Regions from separate parts of the Homo sapiens genome. Here all the other regions are linked to region 2. The links are chromatin contacts, found by Hi-C or POLR2A ChIA-PET in ENCODE. All regions are on one chromosome and are shown on one strand. The core of a region is the stretch at or near the end of the contact, and the rest is flanking DNA. Distances in the headings are between cores, read along the strand shown.

Region 1 (4,749 bases), core at 299-2,798, 1.4 Mb before region 2:
TTTCTCCATGTTGGTCAGGCTGGTCTCGACCTCCTGACCTCAGGCGATCTGCCCGCCTCGGCCTCCCAAAGTGCTGGGATTACAGGGGTGAGCTACCGCGCCCGGCCAAGACACTTATTTAAGACAGCCTTCCCCTTCTTCTTTTTTTTTTTTTTTTTTTTTTGAGACGGAGTCTCGCTCTGTTGCGCAGGCTGGAGTGCAGTGGCGCGATCTCAGCTCACTGCAAGCTCCGCCTCCCGGGTTCACGCCATTCTCCTGCCTCAGCCTCCCGAGTAGCTGGGACTACTGGGACTACGGGCGCCAGTCACCACGCCCGGCTATTTTTGTATATTTGGTAGAGATGGGGTTTCACCGTGTTAGCCAGGATGGTCTCAATCTCCTGACCTCGTGATCTGCCCACCTCGGCCTCCCCAAGTGCTGGGATTACAGGCGTGAGCCACCGCGCCCGGCCGCCTTCCCCTTCTTGATAAGGCTCCCCCTCTTTTACTGTCTCACAGCCTCAAGTGTTTCCCTTCATAATTTCCATACGCGCTTCATGGATTGTTTAATGTGCGCCTCCCCCATCAGGCTGTCAGTTCCATCCCAGCAGCAACGACTGTTCTGGGCTCTTTTTTTTTTTTTTTTTTTGAAACGGAGTCTCCCTCTGTCACCCAGGCTGGAGTGCAATGGTGTGATCTCAGCTCACTGCAACCTCCGCCTGCCGGGTTCAAGCGATTCTCATGCCTCAGCCTCCGGAGTGGCTGAGAGTACAGGCGCGCGCCGCCACGCTCGGCTAATTTTTGTATTTTTAGTAAAGACGGGGTTTCACCATGTTGGCCAGGCTAGTCTCGAACCCCTGACCTCAGGTGATCCGCCCGCCTCGACCTCCCAAAGCGCTGGGATTACAGGCGTGAGCCTCCGCGCCTGGCCCTGGGCTATTACAGCACATCCTCAGCATCTAGTACAGTGGCTGCTAAATACGTATTTCGTGATCAGGTATACTAATCCTTTAACACCAAGTTCGGAATTAACTCACATGCTTCAAAGCACACCGAGAAATACAAACTGTTTTACAGAACAGCTTAAGATGACGGTCTCGGTGCGCCTGGACCGGCATCAGCTGTTTAGTTAATTTTAAGAAATCAAGGAATGGCTGGCTTACAGCAGGATTGCACCCAGCTGGCCCATCCTTCCTCCCGTGCCCCCACCCGCCCCTAGGGGATTAAAACCAAGGGAGCTAAAACCCCAGGTTGGCAACCGTGAGGTATTGGTGCTCAGCAAATCCACCCGAGGCCGCGACACTCGCAGCGCTCCCGGGGGCGAACGCAAGGCCACACTGTCCAGCTCCCGCTCCAGCCCAGACTGGGCTTCTCCAGGCCACGCGGGGCCTGATCCTGGGGCCCACTGCGGCTGCGGAGCTTTCCCCCCAGTCTGCGGGCCCAGCCGCTCTCCTAGCACCGCAGAGCTCTCCGAGGGCGGCCTACCTCTCCTAGGGTCGCCGTCCCCAGCTCCTCCCTCAGAGTCCCCCGCCAAGGGCCCGCTGCACCTATTCCCGCAGACGCGCAGCTGTACCGGCCTCAGACCACGACCTACCACAACCCGCCACGCTCCGTCCAATCAGAGCGCGCCGACGGAAAGTGCCCCGCCGCGCCTTACCTCATGAGATATTATTGGTCAACCAACATGCCAGTCAAACTGAGGACGAATCCGTTCATTAGTGGATTCCTGGGAAGGCGGCTCTAACTTGGCTGATGCAACTGCGAGAAAAGGTGGGATGGGGTGCGTCACATGATCGAGTTAGACCCCCCCCCGCCCCCCCCGCCCCCCCCCGCCCCCGGCTCCCGGAGGTCGACATTTTGGTTTCCATAGGCAAAGTCCTAACACCACAATTGACATAGTTAAAAAGGGGAGACGGTAACGTGTTTGGTAGAGGTTACATATCTTGCTATAGTTGTTTATTTTAGTTGCTGAGTGATACACAGCCCTCAAAGAGTCTGACATTGTGCCCATGGTTACACTTGTCCGGGGGAGACCTTGAATTTGGTGTGGAAGAAATAACATCAGTAGTTCAGGTACGATTGGATCAGCATCTGGTCCTCGATTTGCCTTTGGAAAAAAAAAAGTTAATATTTATAGGCCTGGGGGAGGAGGGTGAATATATATATATACATATACATATATACATGCCAGGTGCGGTGGCTCACGCCTATAATTGCAACACTTTGGGAGGCCAAGGTGGGAAGATCACCTGAACCCAGGAGTTGGAGACCAGCCTGGTCAACATAACTAGACCCTGTCTCTACGAAAAATTTTTTAAAAGGCCGGGCGCGGTGGCCCACACCTGTAATCCTAGCACTTTGGGAGGCTGAGGCCAACGGATGACGAGGTCAGGAGACCGAGAGCATCCTGGCCAACATGGTGAAACCCCGTCTCTACTAAAAACACAAAATTAGCCGGGCGCGCATCTGTAGTCCCAGCCACTCGGGAGGCTGAGGCAAGGGAATCCCTTGACCTCGGGAGGCGGAAGTTGCGGTGAGCCGAGATGGCGCCACTGCACTCCAGCCTGGCTACGGAGCAAGACTCCGTCTCAAAAAAAAAAATAAAAAATAAAAATTAGCCAGGCATAGTGGCGCATGCTTGTAGTCCCAGCTACTTGGGAGGTTGAAGTGGGAGGATCACTTGAGCCTAGGAAGTTGAGGCTGCAGTGAGCCCTGATCGTGACACTGCATTCCTTGGGCGACAGAGCGAGGCCCTGTCTGAAAAATATGTATGTATTTATACGTGAGGCATTGCATCAAACATTTCACATGCTTATTTCATTTGATTTTTAAACTGTGTATGAGGTCAGCTGGAGTCCCCTTTTTACAAATGAGGAAATTACCTTGCACAAGTTCACACCCAATAGTAAGTTGTGGAGACAGGATCCAAACCTGTGTCTATTTAACTCCAAAGCCCATGCTCTTAACCACTGCACTATTACCTCCATCATCTGATATATCCAAATACACGGGTAATAAATTGTGCTGCTGGTCATAACTCAAGTTACAGACAATACAGAAAAATACTACTTTTTATGCAAAAAGAGCATCCTACACAAAAAGAAGGTCAAGCCCAAAAGCCAGTAAAAACATAAATCATTTGATTTACTTTCCCACTTCATAGCTGCTCACAAATAGTAATCATCAAACCTACCATTTATTGAGCACTTAGTATACAGCAGGCACCAATCTAAGCTTTTAATCCTCACAACCTTATCATGAGTTACTACTACTATCTGCTTTTAACAGAGTAAAATAAGGCAGAGAGAGAGGTTAAGTAACACAGCTGAGGGCAAAACCAGGAGACACAAGTGTTTATTCTGATCCACAGTGCCCTAAATAACATATATTTAGCTTAAACAATCTGGGAAATGAGTCAGACTTCTAAGCCACCACACTTAAAATAGAAAGCCAAAAGGTATGTATGAATTGTACTTTCAGAATAAAATAATACAGGTTGTAATCTCAATAATTTAGTTCTGCTGCCAGAGTTGTTACTAGGATAGTACCTTCATTAATAAAATAATTATAAACAGATTAAAATAATTTTTTGGCCTAGCGTGGTGACTCATGCCTGTAATCCCAGCACTTTTGGGAGGCCTAGGCAGGCAGATCATGAGGTCAGGAGATTGAGACCATCCTGGCTAACACGACGAAACCCCGTCTCTACTAAAAAATACAAAAAAAGTAGCCGGGCGTGGTGGCGGGCGCCTGTAGTCCCAGCTACTCTGGAGGCTGAGGCAGGAGAATGGCGTGAACCCGGGAGGCGGAGCTAGCAGTGAGCCGAGATCAGGCCACTGCACTCCAGCCTGGGCCGCAGAGCGAGACTTTGTCTCAAAATAAATAAATAAATAAATAAGAATTTTTTATTCACCCATTAAGAGAGATTGTAGGCCAGCACAGAGACTCACACCTGTAATCCCAACACTTTGGGAGGCCAAGGCAGGAGGATCAATGGAGCCCAAGTGTTTGAAACCAGCCTAGGCAACATAGTGAGACTCTGTTAAAAAAAAAAAATTCTTTTTAATTAGCTAGGCGTGGTGGCATTCGCCTGTAGTCCCAGCTGCTCAAGAGGCTGAGGAAGGAGAATCACTTGGAGCCCAGAAGCTGAAGGCTTCAGTGAGCTGAGATCTCGCGACTGCACTCCAGCCTGGGCAACAAAGCAAGACCCTTGTCTCTCTCTCTTTTTTTTTCCTTTTTTTGAGGCAGAGTTTCACTCTTGTTGCCCAGGCTGGAGTGCAATGGCATGATCTCGGCTCATGTCAACATCTGCCTCCTGGCTCAGCCTCCCGAGTAGCTGAGATTACAGGCGCCACCACCACGCCCAGTTATTTTTTTTTCTTCTATTTCTAGTAGAGATGAGGGTTTCGCCATGTTGGCCAGGCTGGTCTTGAACTCCCGACCTCAGGTGATTCGCCTGCCTTGGCCTCCCAAAGTGTTGGGATTTCAGGCGTGAGCCATCGCGTCCGGCCCCCTTGTCTCTTAAAACAAAAAAAAGAAAGAAATTGTAATTGAGGCCCAAAAGTCTCATTCTAATATAATTATCTAATGATATTTTTCTGTGATATTTTTCTCTTGTAGATGTCAACTACATGCTAGAAAGAATGCTATCTTAATGCAATGTGCAAATTATGTATTTTAGGAAACTACTGGCAAGTTCTTGATTTACTCTAGGCTAAGCAAATAGGCCTGTAGGTGGGAGTGAGCGATATGCACATGGCTTGCTCTCCAG
Region 2 (4,721 bases), core at 1,002-3,501:
AACTGAGAGGCAGTAGCACAAAAAATGTTTTATATTTTACAGAGTTCTAGTTTACGTTGTTCCATGGATTCACTGGGTTCTATTATTGTTTTTCCGTGTTCCCATCTTTGTAACATCGTACTAACCTTCATAACATGTAAATACTGCTGAACCTCAATCCCAATAAACTACTAAAGGATTTTTAACATCATACGTTTTGTTTTGCAATGTATTTTTGAAACACATCAAATTTAAATTTTCTTTCCTTTCCATCCTTCTACTGGGCAAGTTTCATATCCTGAATTCCTCATGTAGAACTCTAGAAGGAATTCCATTCCACCTGCGGAAGGACACCTAGTTTACGTATTTGACCTACAGAAAAATTTCTCTGCAACTCTTTCAAATGCTAGTAAAAAACTCCACCCAGTCAGCCTCCCACAACCCCTCCCTTTAACCATCTTCTCCTCCCCACTATCGCCACCCTACCTTGTGCATTCCTTCGTAAACTTACTTCTCATCACCTTCAAGGTTCCACTCCCCTCTTGCCTACATCTGTTTTCATATCCTCCCACTCCCCCAATTCCTGCCAAGAAGCCCCGCTAGCTGCCTGTTGCATAACGGCTCCCCCATTCCGTCTCCCTCGGCAGTCGGCCCCGCTCCCGGGAGCAGGAATGCCCCTTTCGGCCCGGCCCCTCCTCCCTTCCGCAACACGCCCAGCAAGTCCCCGCGACGCAGCTCCAGCGGGGATTCTCTCTCCAAGCTGGGCGGGTCGTCCTTGCCGGCTGGCACCTCGGGTAGCGAGCCCCGAGGGCAGAGGAGCCGGCTCCACCCGGCCTGGCCCCGAACCCTCCGCGGCGCCGGCCAATCGCCGCTGCCATCCTCCCGCTGGGGTGATGTCTTCAGGTGTCCGGGAGGGGAGAAAGCCCTGCGTACTTCCAGCCCCGCTCCTGTGCCAGGAACCGGCGGCCCTCCGAGCCCTCCGGAGCCGGCCTCCGGGCCCCGAGCGCGGCGAGGCAAGCAGGGGCGGCGAAGGGTCCGGGTGGGCGGCGGCTACCCGCAGCCCAAAGGCGTGGGCCTGCGAGGCGGGCGGCGCGCGGCCAGGGATGGGCAGCAGCGGGGTACCGAGGCGCCGAGGCCTGGACGCGGGCGCGGCGCGGAGGCCTCGGCGTCCCCAGCCGGGTGTGGGGCGGCCGACTGACTGACGCCGGGCGGGGGCCGCCGACTGCCTCAGCCACTGCGCGGGGCGGGGGCGGCAGCGGCCTCTAGCCTCCCTCGTTCCCTCCCTAGTCCGCTTGCCCGCTCGCCCGCTCGCTCGCTCGCTGGTCCATCCGCCTCCTCACCTTCAGGACCCGGATCCCTCCCGGCCGGCGGCTCGCGGGCGCTTCGGGCGGCTCCGGGGGCTCCAGCGGGCCCGCGGGCCCCGGCTCCACCTCCCCCATCGGCGACCCAGGATTCACAGAGACGCCCGGCCCGCGCGACGGCGTGCGGAGCCTCGGCGGCGCGCGCGAGCAACCGGTGGCCCCGCCCCCCGCGGCCCGCCGGCTCCGCCCCTCCGGCGGCTCGCCAGCTCCGCCCCTCCCGCAGCCCCGCTGGACCTAAGCAGCTGCCGGCGCCGAGTGGCCCGGGCGCCACCGAGCCGCATTCCGGCCGCGGCCCGCGTGGCGGAACCTGGCACCACCGCAGAGCGCTGGGCCTCCACTGCCCGCCGCCCTAGGCTTGGAGGACTAGAGCGCAAGGAGGGGTATTTGCTGCTTTCCCCGCCCTCTAAGAAACCCGCGGGAGAAAGAAGCAGGTGGCGCCGGCACCTGTCAATTGTGACAAGACGCTGCCCTCCGCCAGGGTGGCTCTTGTAACTTCCCTCACCTGCCAAGCCGTTGAACGAACTGTTGAGAATACTCACCTTGGCAAGGCCTTTTCTCTTCCTTATCAGAGATGCGTGCGACCTTCTTAAGCAAATTCAACCCAACCTCGTACAAAACGTCCGCTCACCTCCCAGCCATGTTTTAATTCCCTTGCCTCCTCCTGGAGCAAAATTATCAGAATTCGGTGCTCTGCTTCAAGCAGTAATATGGCCTGTGACCCGGTTTATGATTTATTTGCAAGGCTGATTCAGAAAAAAACTTTTAAAAGTTAACTTCTTTTCTTTTCTTTGTTTTGTTTTTCTTTTCGTTCTCGCAGTGATAGTAGTTTTGTTGCCAATGGGCCAAATTTGGAGTCAGCCAGCCTGTTTCCAGATCTCCCCTCTGCCCTTCTTTAGATCTATACCCCTGTGCAAGTTACTTGATCTAAGCCTTTCGTTCTTAAGCTGTGAGAAAGAGATTAAAATCTGCCAAGTAGTTATGATGAAGATTTAGTGCATACAAAGTGCCTAACGTATAGTGGGGATCCATAGTAGCCATTATAATTCCAAAATTCTAAATTGAAGATCCAATCGGTTTCTCGAAAAGTACTCTGTCGATTCCTCCTAAATTTTCCTAGGAAGGCTTCTAGACTTCCAGATTTTTAGGGCTTCCCCTCATACATAGGGTGTTGAATCTTCAAGCAACTTGTAAGGAATTAGACAGCAAAAAACAGTAATTTCTTCACTTTCATAGAACTGTAATTCCAGTACTTTGGGAAGCCAAGGCAGGCAGATTACTTGAGGCCAGGAGTCCGAGACCAGCCTGACCAACATAGCGAAACCCTGTCTATACCAAAAATACAAAAAAATGAGCTGGGCAGGGTGGCGCACGCCTGTAATCCCAGCCACTTGGGAGGTGGAGGCAGGAGAATCGCTTGAACCCGGGAGGCGGAGGTTGCAGTGAGACGAGATCGTGCCACTGCACTCCAGCCTGGGTGACAAAGCAGGACCCTTTGTCCCTATTATCCATTGCTTCAGTTTGCCTCATTCAGACTAACTGTATGTCTAGAATAATTGCAGGCTTAGTACAAGACTTTTAGATTTAACAGAGCAGTCTGTGTCCCCCATCTGAGATATGTATCCATTTGGAGATATTTTAAATGCCAGGACCAAATTTGGCTCTTGCAGGTTCCGACCCCTTTCTGACCTACTTTCTCCCTTCACAAGTTAGCTTTGTATATACCAAAATTCCAATCTCCAGTAATCTTCATTTCTTGGCCTCATTTTAATGCATTAAAAACGATTTGTCACTGTGAGTCTGGTTTAAGGTGGGAGAAAACTCTTAGGTCATCCACCTCCTGGATTTTCCTTCCACCTTGAAATTATTTTCAGGAAAGGTACTCAAAGTAGTTGGATTCCCATTTCAGTGCTTACTGGGTAATTTCTCCCAACAAGAAAACTGGTATATAAGCAATAGGCACCAATATGGAGACAGAAGCAAATTTTAACAAGGGCAGGCAAGCAGTGATAAGAAAAAAATGTGGTTTAGAACAAGTGTTTCTGGCTGGGTGCAGTGGCTCATGCCTGTAATTCAGCACTTTGGGAGGCCAAGACGGGCAGATCACCTGAGGTCAGGAGTTTGAACCCAGCCTGGCCAACATGGCAAAACCCCATCTCTACTAAAAATACAAAAATTAGGCAGTGTGGGGGCACGAGCCTGTAGGCCCAGCTACTCAGGAGGCTGAGGCAGGAGAATCACTTGAACTTGGGAGGTGGAGGTTGCAGTGAGCCGAGATATCGCGCCACTGCACTGCAGTCTGGGTGACAGAGGGAGACTCTTGTCTCAAGGAAAAAAAAAAGTGTTTTTCAAAAGCCTTTTATATTTTTTTTATTTTTGAGACAGGGTCTCGCTTTGTTGCTCAGGCTGGAGTACGGTATGGACACAATCATAGCTCACTGCAGGTTCAACCTCCATGGGCTAAGGTGATCATGCCACCTCAGCCTCCCAGTAGCTGGGACCACAAGTGAGCACCACCCTACGCTTGGCTACTTTTTGCATTTTTTTTGTAGAGATGGGGCTTCACCATATTGTCCAAGCTGGTCTCGAACTCCTGAGCTCAAGCCATCCGCCCACTTCAGCCTCCCAAAATGCTGGGATTACAGGTGTGAGCCACCACACCTGGCTGTAAGAGTCTGTTTCTTGAGGCATTATACATTACCTTTTCCAGATTTCATGAGTAGAAGCTCTTTATTGACTGACTACACAAAAAGGAAAGATCTTGTTGCAGAACTAAAGTTTCAGCTCATGCTGGGGAACAGCAGTGGTGAATAATTGTTTAATTAAAGGGATAGTAGGCATAAGCATTGCTATTTACTTCTTCATTCTGGCAACAGTAGTTCCTCTTTCAAAAGGGAAAACATAAAAAAAAAAACCCATCCGCCCAAAAGTTTCAGGGGCTAATTTATGATGTAACTACCTTTAATGGTTCCCATGATTTAAGATCCAATTCAGTAGTGACAACCAGTTGATTTTTTTCAAATCATGTAGTGCCATTAACATTTTATACTTTGTTTCAAAGGTCACATATTGATGTTCTCCCCCAGTTCAAGGCACTGTGCATTATGTATGCCAAGGGTTATGTAACTACAATTTCTGGAAATGGTAAACAGCTGAGACTAACCCTAAAAATAAATTCCTCTGGGATTTTTTTTGTGCGAAAATCCATCTGCCCTCACTGCAGGTTCATCATTACAAAAATCACTGTTTAGCTCAAACCAAGAGACAGAGAAGTCATCATGATCTCTCCTTTCTGTCTCCTTCCTGTAGCAGCTGTGCTTCCCCTCTCTGGTATGTACACACGCACACACCTTCTTTATGCCAGGAGCTTTTCCAGATCTTCAC
Region 3 (5,324 bases), core at 1,013-3,512, 1.1 Mb after region 2:
GCGCTCTGGATCACTCGCTGCTCAGACTGCCTAACACAAGGACAAAACTTTGAAGTAAAAAATGTGTCTTTTGGTATATGGAATTGTCATTAACATTTGCCTCTCTGCTTGCAGAAGAAGCACATAACAACCTGGGAATCTTTTGTTTTTCTCTTTCTTTTATTAAACTAAGTCTTGTTTGTTTAAATCAGAAACAAATTCTCAAGTAACAAGAACCCTTTCCCTTTTTTCTGCATCAGCAGTGAAAGGGTGTGTCTTTGGATTTTATTTAAAGCATGAAATTTTTTTTTCTGAGAGAGGAAAGAAAAAACAAACACAAAACCAAAAACCAAATCCCTAACCAAAAACTTTTTTTAGAAAAGAAAAGTACACAGCCAATTACACAAATGGAAACAAATCCTTTAGTATAGAAAAAAAAAGAATATTTGAAGCTCCTACCAAACAAGGAGGAAAAGAAGGGGTACAAAGAAAAAAAAGCCAAAAGAAGGATAAATAAAAAATAAATGCACAAAGCTAACAGACACAGGTAACTAGAATTATATGCCTTTAAAAAGTTTCAACTCCCCAACCAAAAATAATCTGTGAGGATCCTAATGACCCCTAGAATCCCTTGAAATTCTTTCTTTAGTTTTATAAAATAATTCTGCAGCTCCCTCTAAGAAATGAAGGCAGCTACCTTAAGTGGGAGATTATAGGACGGGAGGTGGGAGAAGGAAAGAGAAAGTGGAATTAAGGGACAAGAAAGAGAAAGTGGAATTAAGGGACAAGGGGAGAAAAGCTTAGGCGAATCAACGGATTGCAATCTATCATCTGCTAGGAATGAACAAGACAACATCAAATGAGGAGCTGTCAGCTGGACCATACAAAAAGCTAAATGTACACAAAAGGTTTTTTTTTTTTTTTCCTTTTAAATCTACCATACTGCTTCAGTTCATTTCCAATGCAACAATCTACTCAACACCAAAAATGGTCATATCTATCATAAATACAGAAAGTCAGTTTTTAAAACTTATTTTTTTTAAGCTACAAGTCCTCAACACTCTTTGTGTGTGTGGGTTATTATTTTTTTTTTTTTTTGAAAGTGGGAGTGCTTAACTTTTCCCCTTGAAATTGGCTTCAGCAGAAAAGCTATCCTTAAAAATCCCCAGAAAGCTAAAGCAGTTCACATTGTTTTTCTTGAATACTTTCTGCCCATTTTTAAGTTAACAAAACAAAAAATCTTTTCTGGAACAAAAAAAAAAAAAAAAACTGAAAAAACAATAATATATAAAACAATGATTCTGAAAACAAAGTGTGAGCGATTGACCTGAGAATAAAAAGACATTACATTTCTTTTTTTCTTTTAGCAAGCCATTGGTATCTGAATGCTAAGATAGCAAGAAATTTAAAACTGTAACAAGGTGGACTGCTTTCCCATACAGTGCATGCCGGGCTCCTCTGTGCTATCAGCGTGGGGCGTTTATTGAAAAGGGGCAAATATACAAGGGGTTTAAGCTCCAAAGACATTAGGGAGGCCCTGCGGACTTCTGTTTCCCAGACCAATAGTACCTTCAAAAGGACACAATGTAACAGGGTTAGGGCTTTTTTTTTTTTTTTAATATTAAAAGAAAAGAAAAAGACAAGAATGTAAAATCACCGGCATAGATAGGTATATGGGAAAACAACCCACGCTTTTTCTTTTTTTTCTTTTTTTTTTTTTTTTTGTTTTTTGGTTAGAAGCTTTGGAATTGCAGTTAGTCTATTTTTGAAATTGGTTTGTTATTAATTTTTGTATTTAAATTCATTTGTTTGTATTGTTCATCTTCAAAGCTTACAATCTGAAGGTGTCCGTTCCTACACTGGTCAGACCACTGTCCTTGGGGCAGCTGGGGTCTTTGGGACCCTCCACCGGGCTCGCCGGTCCGTCGGACTTTTGGCTGAGATCCGTGTCAGACTCCTCCGAATAGTCGTCTGTTGGCATCGAGGGCTGAACCCCTGAGGTGCTGCATGAACTTGAGGTAACCGTTGAAGATGAGGAGAGAGGAGGAAAAGAAGGGGGCTTCGCTGCCGAAGCCCGGGAGACCACTTGCGGCCAAGACTTCCTGGAGGCGTGGGGGGAAGCGGAGGAGGGGGCGGCGGCCGACGGGGGAGGGGGGCTGTCGTTTGAGTGAGCGGCAGACTGCGAGGTAGATGCGGTGCTAGGATCGGGGAAGCAGGCAGAGTGAGGTAATAAACTAGGGTGCTCTTTGGCGTTTCTTGCTGCTCTCGTGATTGTTCTGTGTTTGTGCAAGGCCGACTCGAGATGTTGACTCAGAGCTTCCTCCCCACAGAGCGCGCTCTCGCACGCCAGGCAGTGGTACGAGCCGCCGCCGCCGCCGCCGCCGCCACCGCCGCCGCCGCCGCCACTGCCACCGCCGCCGCCGCCGGTGGGGACGTGAAGCACCATCTCTTGCAGGTTCACCACAGACTGGCCGAAGAAGCAGAGGGACTTCAGGTGGCTCCTCGCTGCCTCCTCGTCGCTGAAGCCCGCCTGGCACTTGCGGCAGACCAACTTGTACTGCACCTTTGGAACAATGAAGGGGTCGTAGAGGGAGTCCGCACTTTTGCTTTCTGCTTCTGGCTCTTCAGGGAGTTTCGGCAGGAGGGGGGACACCTCACGGGGGGTGTTTTTCTGTTCTTCTGGTTTGGGGGATTCTTTGGCAGGGTCTTTGTCTGGGGAAGGAGCCCCGGGGGGGACTGGGGTTTGGCTTGCTTTGGGCTGCTGCTGCTGCACTTTTTGCTGCTGCTGCTGCTGTAGTTGCCGCTGCTGCTGCTGCTGAATTGCCTCCTGCAGACTCTGCTGGTATTGCTGGTACTGCTGCAGTAGGGAGCCTGGGGACAGCCCCATCAGGGCCTGCGACAGTGCAGGGCTGTAGGGGAACAGGCCTTCCATGCCATACATAGGCTGCAGGTACCCGCTCTGCAGGGCGCCAGGGATCTGGGGAGCATAATAAGGAGAAAAGCCTGGTACAAAGTAAGGAAGGAACTGGCTTGTGAGCAATGCTGTGGGGTCCGAAGTCAACGCGGCCTGCAGGGCCTGCAGCTGTGCAGGGTCTACCGCATACTCCATGGTGGGCAGCGGGGCTGAGATCGTGGCTGCAGTTGCCGTGGGGGCCTCTCCTTTCTCCTTCTTGGGGACAGGCAGGGGTTCCCCTTTCCCTTTGTGTGCCTTTTCCTTCTCCTTTACTTTCTCACTGTCTTTGTCCTTGCGTTGCTGCTGCTGTTGCAGTGGGAGCTGTGGTGTGGGTGGCGGCTGGGCTGCTGGCGGCGGGGGAGGCTGCTGCACCTGTGGTTGCTGCTGCTGCTGCTGCTGCTGGGGGGGTTGCTGAGGGCCCATCGCCATCGTGGCTTGTGCTGGGGTTGGGGAGCTCAGCGACGCTGAGGACGGTTTATTTGGTAATCCAGAAGTGGGGAGGCCAGGGGAAGGAACAGTTGTGCTGGGCAGACCCATCAAGTTCGGCTTAGGAGACGTTAAAGCTGAAAGGAATGGAGACAGAAATCACCGGTCAGTCTGGGCAGGGGTAGGGCTGAAGCTCAAGACGTTTTACCGGTGTCACTGGCACACAGTTTGAGATGTCAAGGCTTGAAGGATCCTCTCAAAACGAACATTTCCAACAGAAGTATCCCACCAGGCTCAGGGCTGGACAACCTTGTATTCTAATGAGGACTCAGTCCTAGGTCAGCTCCCATACTTCCCCTTTCAGCCAAACAACTTCCAGAAGTATCCCACCAGGCTCAGAGCTGGACAACCTTGTATTCTAATGAGGACTCAGTCCTAGGTCAGCTCCCATACTTCCCCTTTCAGCCAAACAACTTCCAGAAGTATCCCACCAGGCTCAGGGCTGGACAACCTTGTATTCTAATGAAGATTCAGTCCTGGCTAGCTCCCATACTTCCCCTTCCAGCCAAACAACTTCCAACACCTTCCTGCCCAATGTGCCACACCCGCTAGTTCACATTTTCTTTGCCAAGTACTCCCAGCTACCATTCACTCTGCCCAACTGCAATTAGTCTAGAGGCCCCAAAGCTAGCTGTTTCTAGCTGGGGCCCATTTGCACCAAAGGCCTTCATCACAAAAATAGTATGGCCACGAGGTCCCCAGAGAAGTTATCTGGAGGAGAGCGGCAACAGGAGAAGAGAGAACGAAGGCAAGAAAGCTAGCACGGCCACATGAACAAAAACAAAACAGGCTCTACAGGTGTTCCTCCTCTCTGACCTCTGTTGCTGCAGCTGACTGGATGCTTTCGGAGGGTAGAGAGAAGATGATGAATAGGAAAGTGTGGAGGAAGGGCCTGGGAAGAAATAAGAACAATCCATTCAGGGAAAATTGCTTCCATGCCTTGGCCCAGCTGACCTGCTTCAACAAGTCTACTCAACAGTATAACCGCCTAGGAATAGGAATCTGGAATCTGCGGGAGAAACGACCATCTTCTTTTCCTGCCCCTGTTTGAATGATACACAGGAGGGCCAGTGGGACTGTAGATGGTTGAGAAACAACCGCAGGAAAAGCAGAAAAGCCATGTCAGAAGTGGAATAGCCCAAGATACTGACACCAATTCCCAAGACATCACAACCTACCCGAAGCACCACTGCCTATGGATAGCAAAGGTCTGACCATATCACCAGGCCCTCATGGGCTAGAATCCCATCCTTGATCATACCCCTAATCTACCACCACTCCCTGCAACGCCTTCACCAACCCGAGAGCCTAATACCCTCCCTGACCCATAGCTATCTCCTGGTTTGAGTCACCAGGTCCAAGGTAATGCAAGAGGGTGTTGCTACGGATGGTACTCCAAGCTTCAGGTGTGTTGAGACTAGCAAGATAGTAGGTAAGGACAGCATGGGGGTGGGGTGCAGTGTGTGCTGGACGATGAAAAGCTGAGAAAACAAAGAGGAGGATCCCACAGGCAACAGCTCTCAGAACACCTCTATATTCACCATATCCAAGAAACTTGATGGTATATACATCTCTTCAGAGGACACCAAAATGCAAAATCAAAATCTTACTTCATCTGGACCTCACCTGCTGGAAAGCTGGGGAAGGAGTTCCATAACATGACACTGAGGAAAAAAAAGCAAGAAAAAGCACTCTGAAGCCCAGACTTGGGGGAAGACTGCAGATTTCTGGCTATCATGGTAGTGTTCACCATCAAAACCCTCAGATTTCAGACGAAAAGAACAAGACTGCTTCAAATTGCCAATCCCAGACAAACAGCTGTTAATACTGGATAGCCAAGGAGAAAGGTTCCTTCAGCATCTCATCATGCAGTGTCCTCAGTGCACATAAGACACCAGAGAAGATA
Region 4 (4,733 bases), core at 1,542-4,041, 1.5 Mb before region 2:
AGTACTTTGGGAGGCCAAGGCAGGAGGATCACTTGAGGTCAGGAGTTCAAGACCAGCATGGCCAACACAATGAAAATCCATCTCTACTAAAAATACAAAAATTAGCCAGGCTAATGGCACACTCCTGTAATACCAGCTACTTAGGAGGCTGAGGCAGGAGAATCGCTTGAACCTGGGAGGCAGAGGTTGCAGTGAGCCGAGATCATGCCACTGCACTCCAGGCTGGACAACAGAGCAAGACTCCGCATCAAAAAAAAAAAAAAGATATTTTAATATATTCAGATACACAAATATGAAATAAAACTAAGTAGAGCTGGTATTCATTTACACATAATTATCTTATACCGTTTGGAATAAGAATTTGGGGCACGTTAGCAAACCAAAAGGCTCAGAAAGACGTCGTGATATTTAGTTCTTGTCTCCCTCTACAAATGTGAAGCACTCTTCTATCCGGCATTCCTAGTGGAGTTCCTATTTTCAAATTTGCAAATCATTCTGGTGCTAAGCAATCTCAAAAAAAACATTTACTAAAAACCAGAGGAAAAAAATCTTATAACTTTGGGAGGCTGAGGCAGATGGATCACTGAGATCAGGAGTTTGAGACCAGCTTGGCCAACATGATGAAACCCCATCTTCTCTAAAAATACAAAAAGTTAGCTGGGTGTGGTGGCAGGTGCCTGTAGTCCCAGCTATTCCAGAGGCTGAGGCAGGAGAATCACTTGAACCTCTGAGGCGGAGGTTGCAGTGAGCTGAGATCGCGCCATTGCACTCCAGCCTGGGCAACAGAGTGAGACTCTGTCTCAAAAAATAAATATAAAAAAATAAAAAGCTGCTATTCTCCATTAATACCTGCAGGCCCGACAAAGGCAGCCTAGGAATTCTAGATGAATGGAATGAATACAACTTGCTGGAAGTTCTTAGGAAACAAAATGACTATTCACAGAACCAAATAAAAGCCTTCCACTAGAAACTAAAAATAATAATAATAATAATAATGGTTTTATATATATGCATACACAAGCAAAGCCAGAAGAGAATAAATAGCAAATGAATGAAAACTAGAAGCAAAAACAAACAGGAAACCATCTCTACATTTTTTTTACTCAATCGACCCTGAATGCTACAGCATTATCCAGGGCCGCAGAAAACACACATAATACTTTATTCCTGATAAACAATTCGATGTCCTTAAGTCCGCCAATATCACCGTACATTCTGTGCAATCAAGAAATTTACTCAGCTGGGCACAGTGGCTCACACCTGTAATTCCAGCACTTTGGGAGGCCAAGGCGGGTGGATCACCTGAGGTCAGGCATTCGAGAACAGCCTGGCCCACATGGCGAAACCCCATCTCTACTAAAAATACAAAAATTAGCCCGGTATGGAGGCATGTGCCTGTAATCCCAGCTACTTGGGAGGCTGAGGCAGGAGAATGGATTGAACCCAGGAGGCAGAGGTTGCAGTGAGCCAAGATTGCACCATTGCACTCCAGCCTGGGCAACAGAACAAGACTCCATCAAAAAAAAAAAAAAAAAAAAAAGAAAGAAAGAAGAAAAGAAAATTAGCCAGGTGTGGTTGCATGCACCTGTAGTCCCAGCACTTTGGGAGGCCAAGGCAGGAGGATCAATCAAGGCTAGGAGTTTGAGACTGCAGAAAGAAACCCTGTCTCTAAAAAAAAGGTCCAGGTAATTTCAGGGTCCAGCTCCACCACAAGCGCAGCTCCAGGGGCTGTTGAGTTTTGCCTTTATCATTCCAAGTAGTCCCTGCTCCAGACCAAGTCCCACCATCTGGCAGTCAGGTCAGTCCAACCACAGTCATATCAGGGCCCTTCCAGGAATTCTCGACGCAAACTGGAGGCCGATGGCGCGGGTCTTTTCGTGGACGGCGGCAGCACGGTCCTCGGCTTGCGTCCGTAGTTGCTCAGGCTTCTGGTTCAGGGCTGGGCGGCGGCGCCCCTGCGGCGGGCGGCCCGCACCAGGCTCTGCTGCAGCACGGGGTAGAGGCGCTGGCAGCCCTCGAGGCCCAGGCGTACGGCCTCCGCCCAGCTCTCTGTCAGGCCGCCCTCGCCGCTGCCCAGCAGCCCGGCCACCTGATTCAGCACAGGCATGAGCGCCACGGTGAGGCCGGCGGCGGCGCGCTCTTCCTCGAGCCGCGTGGGGTCCAGGAGCCAGGTGGGCGCGGGCCCCGGCGCGAGGCTGAGGCCGCAGCCCACCACCAGGTCGTACATCTCCACGCCCGCGTCGGCCAGGGCGAGCGCGGCGGCGGTGAGCGCGGCGGCCAGGGCCGAGCCACCGTCCTCCAGCAGCAGCGCCGACACCTCGAGCTGCGCGCGCGGGTAGCGGCCCAGGCGCACAGCCGGCTCCAGCGCCTCCTGCAGCGCCAGCGCCAGCTCACGCTCCTCGCAGCCGCCCGGGGGAGCGCGGCGCCGGCGGCCCGCGAAGGGTGCGCGGCGGAAGTCGCAGAGCAGGCGACCGCGCAGCGCGGCCGGGGCCTCGCCGCCTGCTCCGGCCGGGCCGCCGCCGCGCTCGCCGCCCTCGGCCTGTCGCGGGCCCGACACGGCACACAGCACCTTGGTGCCTCCCGCCTCCAGGTAGGCCGAGCCCTTGGCCTGGCTCAGCAGCCCGGCGCGCGCGTACACGGGCCGTAGCCGCGTTGGGTCGCGGGTGCCGGGCGCCTCCTCCTCGTCGGCCGCGTACAGCTGCGGCGGCTGCGATTCTTCAGGGCCGCGGATGCGGCGGTGATCCCCAGGCATGGCGGTTCTTGGCGTGCGAACCCCTTCCGCCCAACGCCCTGCCGCATCCACTGGTTCTTCCGTTGTTTAAAGACGCGCGGCTGCGCATGGGCTGTCGAGAGAGCGGCGGGAGGCACTACAGCGCCCCTGGAGGCCCGGAGGGAGAACGGCCCGGTCCCAGTTGTGCAGGGTAGCCGGATCCATCCATCTTGCTGGAAGGGAGGGGGGAGAGCAGCTCCAAGAAAGGCTTCTCTGCTTCCAACTACCTCCACCCCTCATCTACTGAATTATGAACGCCTTGCTCCAAGTCACCCCACCTATTTGGCCTCCACCTCCACAGACGTTTGAGGCAGCCCTAGGGGCTGTTCCCAAAATTTTGGGTTCTGGGGCTGGACTAGGTGAACACCACAGCAGCCAGCAGGAGCCACAGCATTTATTCTACAGACGCCAAAGGCTGTCAAAAGAGCCAGCCCCTATTGGGAAGAGGGATAGAGATCATGCGGCATTAAGTATTGCACGTGGTCCTTTTATTCTCTGCAGCAAAAACGATTCCTACTTGCTGACGCGGAAAGCTCAGGTCTGGAGAGCCGTTATCTATAGATGCGAGCGTGACGATCAACAGCAATGCGGGGTTAGTGGTTCTAGACCGATGGCACTGACGTGGAGGGCTCAGGGCAGAAATTTAAGGGGCACTGAGACATAGGACTGCTCCCAAGTGTGTTCCAGTTACTGCTGGGTTAGGAGGGGCTCTTTAAAGGTCCCAAGATTCAAATGTTCTTGTAGCAGATGAAGAGCTCTTGGCTGGACGGATGGATCCAGTGGGAGCCTCCTCCTTCCCCACTCAGTTCTTTACATCCCCGAGGCGCAGCTGGGCGAAGGAAGTGGCCAGCTGCAGCGCCTCCTGCAGGCAGCCAACGTTCTTGCCTGTGGCCTGTGCAGACACATCCTTGCCACCACCTTTACCGTCCATCAAGCCTGACACCTGCTGCACCCACTCGCTGGCTTTTAAGCCCCGATTGGCTGCATTCTAGAAGACAGGAAGGGAAGGGGGAGTCAGCACAGAAGATGGGATTGAGGGAGGAATGCAGGGAAAGAAAGGATGGAGGAGCCATCACCCACTCCTTGCCCTGGGTGATACTGCTGGAGGCCGAGACAGACTTTACGGCTGGTACAGGGGGCGGCCATGGCCACTGCCAGGACAGGACAGAGTGGCAAAGCCAGGTATCAACCAGATGTCTTCACCAATAAGAAGGCCTGGGTAAGGGGTACTGGCAAAGGTAACCAACCGGTGGGCAGAAAGGCTGTTTCGAATGCAGGCTGTACACACACAGGCCTCAGCCAACAACCTTAAGACCTAACACTTCCCACTGGTGCGAGGTGGTGCTGACCTGGGGAACTTGACACAGGCACGTGATCTTGCCAGCCTCATTGTCCACCGTGAAGAGCATGGCAGAAGTCTGAGGGGAGTGCATCTTGAAGAGCTTCAAGGCTTCATTCAGGGCCTGTGGGGAGGACCTGGCTCAGGCCACGGTGCTGGAGCAGGGACCCTCACTAGTGTGAGCATTTGCAGCCCTCAGAAGGCCTGCCACCCACCCCTACCCCTTCCCAGAGCAGGGGCTGTGCCCAGGGCCTGTGGGGAGGACCCCAGCGCCGGGCCCTGCCCCTACCCTGGCCCAGGTATGCCTCCCACATGCAGGGAGCTGCTGCTCCTCCCAATCTCAATCCCAGACCGTGGGCCCTTAGGCAACCACTTCGCTCAGAGCCACAGAGGCCACATGTCAGCCACCAGAGAGCTGATGAGCCCTAGGGGAGGGGACCCTGGCCCCTGGGTTGCCTTGGCTGAGGCGCCGCTCTCCATCTCCAGGATGACAAGAGGCTGGTTGGGGTTGCTGTCGATGAACTGCTTCGTCTTCTCTAACACCTGCAAGAAAAAAGTCCAGAACAGCAGCTCAGACCAAAAGCCCAGGCCCCGAACCCCTGGCTGTTCTGCCAGCCTTTGCCT

What was found. Hi-C counts contacts between places; a loop is a spot of excess contacts on that map. ChIA-PET counts read pairs that join two places held with the same protein, here RNA polymerase II (POLR2A). Pooled maps may share reads with other maps.
Region 1: a pooled map shows a loop between it and region 2 (3-fold over the local background). The contact joins the promoter of AARS1 here to the promoter of PHLPP2 in region 2. A Hi-C loop is called at or near these places in 3 of 50 pooled maps. POLR2A ChIA-PET finds 5 or more read pairs at or near these places in 3 of 52 experiments (MCF 10A, activated B cell and activated CD8-positive, alpha-beta memory T cell).
Region 3: a map of CD8-positive, alpha-beta T cell shows a loop between it and region 2 (30-fold over the local background). The contact joins the enhancer-like site here to the promoter of PHLPP2 in region 2. A Hi-C loop is called at or near these places in 1 of 168 maps with a recorded cell type or tissue (CD8-positive, alpha-beta T cell) and 4 of 50 pooled maps. POLR2A ChIA-PET finds 5 or more read pairs at or near these places in 1 of 52 experiments (activated T-cell).
Region 4: a loop to region 2 is called in a pooled map, with 3 times the contacts of the local background. The contact joins the promoter of EXOSC6 here to the promoter of PHLPP2 in region 2. A Hi-C loop is called at or near these places in 4 of 50 pooled maps. POLR2A ChIA-PET finds 5 or more read pairs at or near these places in 2 of 52 experiments (activated B cell and activated CD8-positive, alpha-beta T cell).

Annotation. Positions count from the first base shown.
Region 1 is chr16:70,287,958-70,292,706 of GRCh38, forward strand. AARS1 (alanyl-tRNA synthetase 1) reads right to left here and starts at 1,549. Exons shown (of 21, transcript NM_001605.3): 1 at 1,464-1,549. It also overlaps a transcript of DDX19B not described here. RefSeq lists a silencer at 765-894.
Region 2 is chr16:71,722,450-71,727,170 of GRCh38, forward strand. It overlaps PHLPP2 (PH domain and leucine rich repeat protein phosphatase 2), which reads right to left and starts at 2,252. Exons shown (of 19, transcript NM_015020.3): 1 at 1,880-2,252. RefSeq lists an enhancer at 589-1,090 and a silencer at 856-1,825.
Region 3 is chr16:72,785,354-72,790,677 of GRCh38, forward strand. ZFHX3 (zinc finger homeobox 3) reads right to left here. Exons shown (of 10, transcript NM_006885.4): 10 at 1-3,495. The coding sequence ends at 1,811. All of the region lies in intron 3 of ZFHX3-AS1 (ZFHX3 antisense RNA 1), which reads left to right. Among named protein-coding and RNA genes, the nearest start is that of ZFHX3-AS1, 120 kb to the left of the region's middle. RefSeq lists an enhancer at 3,165-3,780. Within about 2 kb of position 2,263, at least 22 of the 41 ENCODE cell types and tissues checked have a DNase peak (open chromatin) inside an H3K27ac peak, as active enhancers do.
Region 4 is chr16:70,249,149-70,253,881 of GRCh38, forward strand. EXOSC6 (exosome component 6) reads right to left here and starts at 2,792. Exons shown (of 1, transcript NM_058219.3): 1 at 1-2,792. The coding sequence starts at 2,752. The coding sequence ends at 1,934. It overlaps AARS1 (alanyl-tRNA synthetase 1), which reads right to left. Exons shown (of 21, transcript NM_001605.3): 19 at 4,566-4,652; 20 at 4,120-4,233; 21 at 3,150-3,758. The coding sequence ends at 3,573. RefSeq lists silencers at 1,999-2,318, 2,449-2,538 and enhancers at 2,919-2,968, 3,009-3,198, 3,833-4,333.